Linked DNA regions of Homo sapiens: region 1 is linked to region 2. A link is a loop called in an ENCODE intact Hi-C map of the cell type or tissue named here. Cell type or tissue: mammary epithelial cell. All regions are shown on one strand. Each heading gives the region's core, and the rest is flanking DNA. Links, peaks and the distances in the headings are about the cores only.

Evidence for each region. Hi-C counts contacts between places; a loop is a spot of excess contacts. Peaks named below come from ENCODE experiments on the same cell type or tissue, not always from the same donor. Only the 100,000 strongest peaks of a DNase experiment are listed, where the experiment ranks them.
Region 1: a loop joins it to region 2, with 5 times the contacts of the local background. A loop is called at or near these places in 1 of 110 quality-filtered maps.

What each region holds. Positions count from the first base shown.
Region 1 is chr10:118,583,157-118,586,072 of GRCh38, forward strand. No RefSeq gene overlaps it. Among named protein-coding and RNA genes, the nearest start is that of PRLHR, 11 kb to the right of the region's middle. RefSeq lists an enhancer at 1,428-2,627. In mammary epithelial cell, for the core only: no CTCF peak of the experiment used is centred there; a DNase peak (open chromatin) is centred at 1,615.
Region 2 is chr10:118,849,412-118,852,327 of GRCh38, forward strand. The region is part of intron 3 of LINC03036 (long intergenic non-protein coding RNA 3036); the gene reads right to left. Among named protein-coding and RNA genes, the nearest start is that of CACUL1, 96 kb to the left of the region's middle. In mammary epithelial cell, for the core only: a CTCF peak has its summit at 1,254 (motif pointing left); a DNase peak (open chromatin) is centred at 1,250.

The DNA.
Region 1 (2,916 bases), core at 288-2,787, 270 kb before region 2:
TAGTAGAGATGGGGTTTCACCATGTTGGCCAGGATGGTCTCGAACTCCTGACCTCAAGTAATCCACCGGACTTGGCCTCCCAAATTGCTGGGATTACAGACATGAGCCACCACGCCCGGCCAAGCTTGTTATTTTTAACATGTTCACTACATCAACATTTTTTTAATTGATTACCAAACATGACATTTTGAAAATATACAGTTTCACATCAAGAGTTTCTTATCTAGTAGGTCTCGGGTAGGTACTAGGAACCTGTGTTTTTGAAAAGCTCTGCAAATGATTCCAATGCACAGCCAGGTTTGGGAACCTTTCAATTTATTAAAATCAGATAATGGTACCTGCATTCTGAAGCAAGTCATTTAACTCATTTGTTTTTGCTATGTGAAGTTTCATAATCTCAGACCTCATAGTTGTGTGATTAAGGGAGCCTCTAAATGAGAAAAACAAGAAGGGAAATCTAGTACATTCCTGAACAAGTCATTCCTTTATGGGTACTTTCAAAGACAATACTGGGAACGTAATAGAAATTCCCCTGGCAAAAGCCTATGCCCAGTCCATGGATGGAGGCACTAACCTTGCAGTCATAGCCCTCTTGGGTGCAGCCTGGCTCACTGCAGGGAAGTGCGCTGGACCCTGGGGATACATGGGTGAAGAAAGCAGATATGGCCTGTACCCACACGAAGCTCACATCTCATAGAGGACAGACCAATGTGTCATGACGAATCATGATGAGCGTCATGAAGAGAAAAAGCAAGGAGATAAAGTTAAGAATAAGAGGCCAGAGCACTTTAAATGAGGCAGTCAGAGAGGGCATCTCTGAGGAGGTGACATTTAAGCTGAGACCTGAAGGGAAAGATCTCTTCCTCCAGGAGGAGAGCAAGGTAGAAGGCGCTGCAGTAGGAAATGGGGTGTTATTCTAAACAGCATTCCAGAAGCATCAGGCCAACTTTAGGACTGATTGAGCTACCCACAGTTCCTAAAAGAGGAGGCCATGTGTCACCTCAGGGTTATCTCTTAGGGAACAGCCATGCCCTCCTATGGTCTTCTTCTGTGGGGGACTTTGCCACAGAATCCTGGGCCTAGTGAGATTCAATGTGACTATGCCTCAGAACAATGGAGGTTGACTTTGGCAACTTCTCAGAAAACTCGAGGTTGTGAACTCTGAGCTACAAAGAGTATACAGCAGGCACACACTAGCCCCTGGCCCTCAGGGAAGGTTGACCAAAGGTGCTGTAACAAATGCCAACATCTGTGCAGGGACCCACGTGTTGAGCAGAGCAGGAAACCCACACTTCAAAATTGCCTTAAAATGACCAGGGTTCTGCGTTTGGGAGTTTGGCAACAGAGCAGGTAGCCAACCCTCCCTCTTATCACAATCTGGAAGCATAAAAGCAGGAATAGCATCATAACATAAAAAAGGGGAAAAAAACTCAGCAGTGAGCACAGTTATGCTTTAGCATCAAGCATCTTTATGTTATTTTTCATCCATTTTCATCACCGTTGAGTCTCCATGGTTTATGATTACCTTACGACATTTTTAAAAAGAAATTAACTTCAACTTTCTAGCAGCTATCTGCTAAGATACAGCTGATGACTCATAAAATGTGAATCACAACACTGGCAGGCCTGGCTGGAAGCCATTAGTGTGCAGTGGTTACTCAGGCCCATATTCCCCGAGTTACAATTTGCCACTTTTCAGAACCCAACACATGTTTGTTCCCTCTCATTTGGGAAGAATATGGAACAAGGGCTCTTGAATATGGAACAAGGCCTGAAGAAGATGCTGCCCTGGACTTGTGGTAGTCCTGTGGGCCAGATAACCCAATGGCCAGTATGAACCTCCCATTTTAGAGGCGTAAAAGGGTTTCTTTCCCTCCCTTTCAGTTAGGAGTATGTCACCCAGTTCTGGCAAGTGATACATAACGAGAGCAACTGAGAAGGCCTCTGCCTTCCTGCACTGAAGGAGAGTTGCTGGTGTTTCCCTTTCCCCTTCCTTCTTGCCTCGGATGTGGATGAGTATCCGGAGTTTTAGCAGCCATTTTGAAGACCTGAGGTAACAGCATCAGGATAAAGGTGAAGCAGTTAACGATGAATGGAGGCAAAAGACAGAAAAAGATTTTAAGTCTTCAATGACACCATTGAGCTACTGGGCCGACCTGACACCCACCCACCTCCAGACTTCTTTGTAAATCAGATGATAAAGAACCTTAGGACTTCTGCCTTGTGGTTAGTTTGGTATTCTGTTACTTCCTACAGAAAGCATTCCTGATTGACGTGGGAATTGAGCATCTGTGGCCTAGATCCCATATGCTACCTTTTCTTCCTGGGGCAAACGTGAAATGTTGAACGAGGTAAGACATTCAGATATGATGCTAATTACTCTCTAAGGCCCTTTTCCACCTATCTCTTCTTCATCCTCACTTAAACTGGCCCACTTCCAGTCCTGATTCTCTCTCTCCTGGACCATGCAATAATTCCTTAATGTATTTCCCCACTTCCTGCCTTCCCATTCCACACTTTCCCTTTTGCCAGCATTAGGTCCCAGAGTACCTTCCTAAACAAGTCATTCTTTTATCTCCCACTCACCCTAAACCTTCACTGGCTCCCCACTGCCTCCCAAGAAGAGCTAGACTCCTTAGGTTGAAACTCAGGGTAGGACTTTATAGTGGTTAGGAAGGCAGACTTTGGACCAAATCCCAGCTCCACCACCTCCCATACATCATTCCTTGGCAAATTGCTTGACTTTTCTAAATATCTGTTTTCCTATCTGTAAAATAAAAATAACAATGAGAATGTCTACTTCCTAATGTGCTGAGAAATAAGTGATGCAATGTAAGGTACAGCACTGTGCCTTACACACAGTAAGAATTCAGCCAACCTAACTGGTATTACTAATCTTCCTGAATCTAGTTTCAG
Region 2 (2,916 bases), core at 300-2,799:
AAGGTTGTGGAGAAAAGGGAACACTGCTGCACTGTTGGTGGGAATGTAAATTAATACAGCCATTATGGAAAACAGTATGGAGATTCCTCAGAAAACTAAAAATAGAGCTACCATATGATCGAGTACTCCCACTTCTGGGTATATATCCAAAGGAATTGAAAGCAGTATGCTGAAGATGTACCTGTACTCCTATGTTCATTGCAGCATTATTCACAATAGCCAAGATACAGAAGCAACCTAGGTATCCATCATCAGATTAATCACAGACAAGGAAAACATGCTATATACACACAATAGAATATTATTCAGCCATAATGAAGGAAATCCTGTCATTTTCCATAACATGGGTGAACCTGGAGGATAAGTGAAATAAGCCAGGTACAGAAAGACAAATATACTGCATGCTCTCATTTATATGTGAAATCTAAAACAGTTGAACTCATAGAAGTAGAAAGTTGAATGGTGGTTATCAGAGGCTAGAAGACGGGGTGGATGGGGAAAGGGGAGATACTGATCAAAGGGTACAAAACTTCAGTTAGGAAGAATAAGCTTTAGTGATCTATTGCAGAGTGATGCATACAATACATAATAATGCACTGTATATTTCAAAATTGCTAAAAGCGTAGATTTTAAATGTTTTCACCACAAAAAGACAAGTATGTGAGCCAATGAATTTGTTAATTAGCCTGATGTAATCATTTCATATTATAAACATATTTCAAACCATCACATTGTACCCCATAATATATACATTATTTGTGAATTTAAAAAAAAACAAAAAATTAAGCATTAAAAATGCACTGATATGTGTTATTTTTTAAACAAATAATATGGGAGGAAATAAGATTAGCTATGAATTGATCATTGTTAAACCTTGATGATGGAAACATGGAATTTATTATATTATCCTATCTGATTTTGCATATGTTCAATTTTCCATTATAAAAAAATGGAGAAGCAAGAACAAGAATAAGAGATCATACATGACTAGACATGTAAAGTACTTAAAACAATGACTGGCAGGCAGCCTCTCAAACCACTAGCTCTTGGAAGAAAGAGCACATGGTCTGTTTTGTAAGAACTCCATAAAGCCCTCAGCCTGATGCCTTGCAACTCCTCTGACCCTGAATGTATTGACCCCTGGAAGACCCAGGGCCTGGGCCTCAATGAGGGATGATGGTAGTACCCAGGGGAGGCCTGGCCAAAAAGATGGCAGATGCCTAGCAGAACCTTGGGTAGCCCGTGGCGCCACCTGGTGGGAGAGGACTTGATCCTCAGTTTGTTGAAGTTGCTTTATGGGAACTCCCTAAATTGCTTGGGTGGTTTTATAACAGGGCTAAAGATCCTATGTGTAAGGCTGGGGTAGAACCGGGTTAATTGGGATTATTACTTGGTATAATCAAGTACATATACAAGCCATATACTATATACACAGCCTGTTAAGATCTACAGAAATTCAGGTGGCTTCTTACTTACAAAAAGGTAAACATTTCTTGCACAAACTTGGAATAATATTTTGGCAGATATTCAACTTGGTAGTTTCCTATGGGAAGAGAAAACCCAGTGGCTTCTTCTGTTCAAGGTCATTTGAACCTTGGTGCATTTGGATGCTTGACCTCTGAGTAAAGCCAAGGGGTCCACAGAACAGAGCCTCTTCCTTTTTCTCAGCAAATAGTTATCAAACCAGTAGTGCTCCAGCTTCGCAGGGCATCAGAATCACTTGGTAAAAATACATGTTCTGGGCCAGACCTCCGTGGGCAGGCCTAGGAGAACCAGGGCCCTACACAAACCCTCAGCACTCCAGGATAGGCTGTTTCTGGCTCAGTGAAAGAAAGAAGAAGTGAGACTTTCTTTTCTTCCACTTCCCATTGGTTCTAACTCAGAACATGTAAGGCCACCGTGCCTGTGTCCTGTAAGGCTACCATGCCCGTGACCTATTAGGCCTCCATCCCTCTGTCCTGTGAGGACTCCATGACTGTGTTCTGTAAGGCCTCTGTGCCTCTATCCTGAAAGGCCTCTGTGCCTCTATCCTGTAAGGTCTCCATACCTCTATCCCGAAAGGCCTCCATGCTTCTATGCTGTAAGGCCTCCGTGCCTCTACCCTGTAAGGCCTCTGTGCCTCTATCCTGTAAGGCTAACATGCCTCTGCTCTATAAGGCCATTGTGCCTGTGTGCTATAAGGCCTCCATGCCTGTGTCCTGTAAACCTCCATCCCTCTGTCCTGTAAGGCCTCCATGCCTGTGTCCTGTAAGGCCTCCATCCCTCTGTCCTATAAGGCAAATGCTCTCTGTGTCTTGATGGTGCTGGAACCTCACTGGGTGGGCCTAGGATGACAGGCCCATGCCAAGGCCAACTGATGGTCATTTCCCTGAAGCCAATGCCTTTACACTTTCCCTGCTGTCCTGAGCCGCTGACTCAGAGATTCCCAAATGACTCAGGTGCTCTGTCTTCCTGTGGATCCAAGAAGAGAGAGGCATCTCCTGGCAGACTTGGGGAGGAGATGGCTGATCTGCCAGCACCTATGCACAGACCTTGTACAGGAAATACCAACCCTAGAGAAGACCCGGCTCCTGCCCCTTAGGGACTCAGCCTAACCAGCCCTCTCCAGGCTCACATGGCCCCGTTCTGGATCAGGCCTCCTCCCCGTCTCCCTTGAGCCAACCTAATAATCCCCACTCTCTTCTTCCCAGTCTCTCATCTTCCCTAACTCTTTTTTTTTTTTTTTTTAATCGAGACAGAGTCTCACTCTGTCCCCCAGGCTGTAGAGCAGTGGTGCTGTCTCAGCTCACTGCAACCTCTGCCTCCCAGGTTCCAGCGATTCTCATGCTTCAGCCTCCTGAGTAGCTGGGACTACAGGCATGCACCACCACATCCGGCTAGCTTTTGTATTTTTAGTAGAGACGGAGTTTCACCACG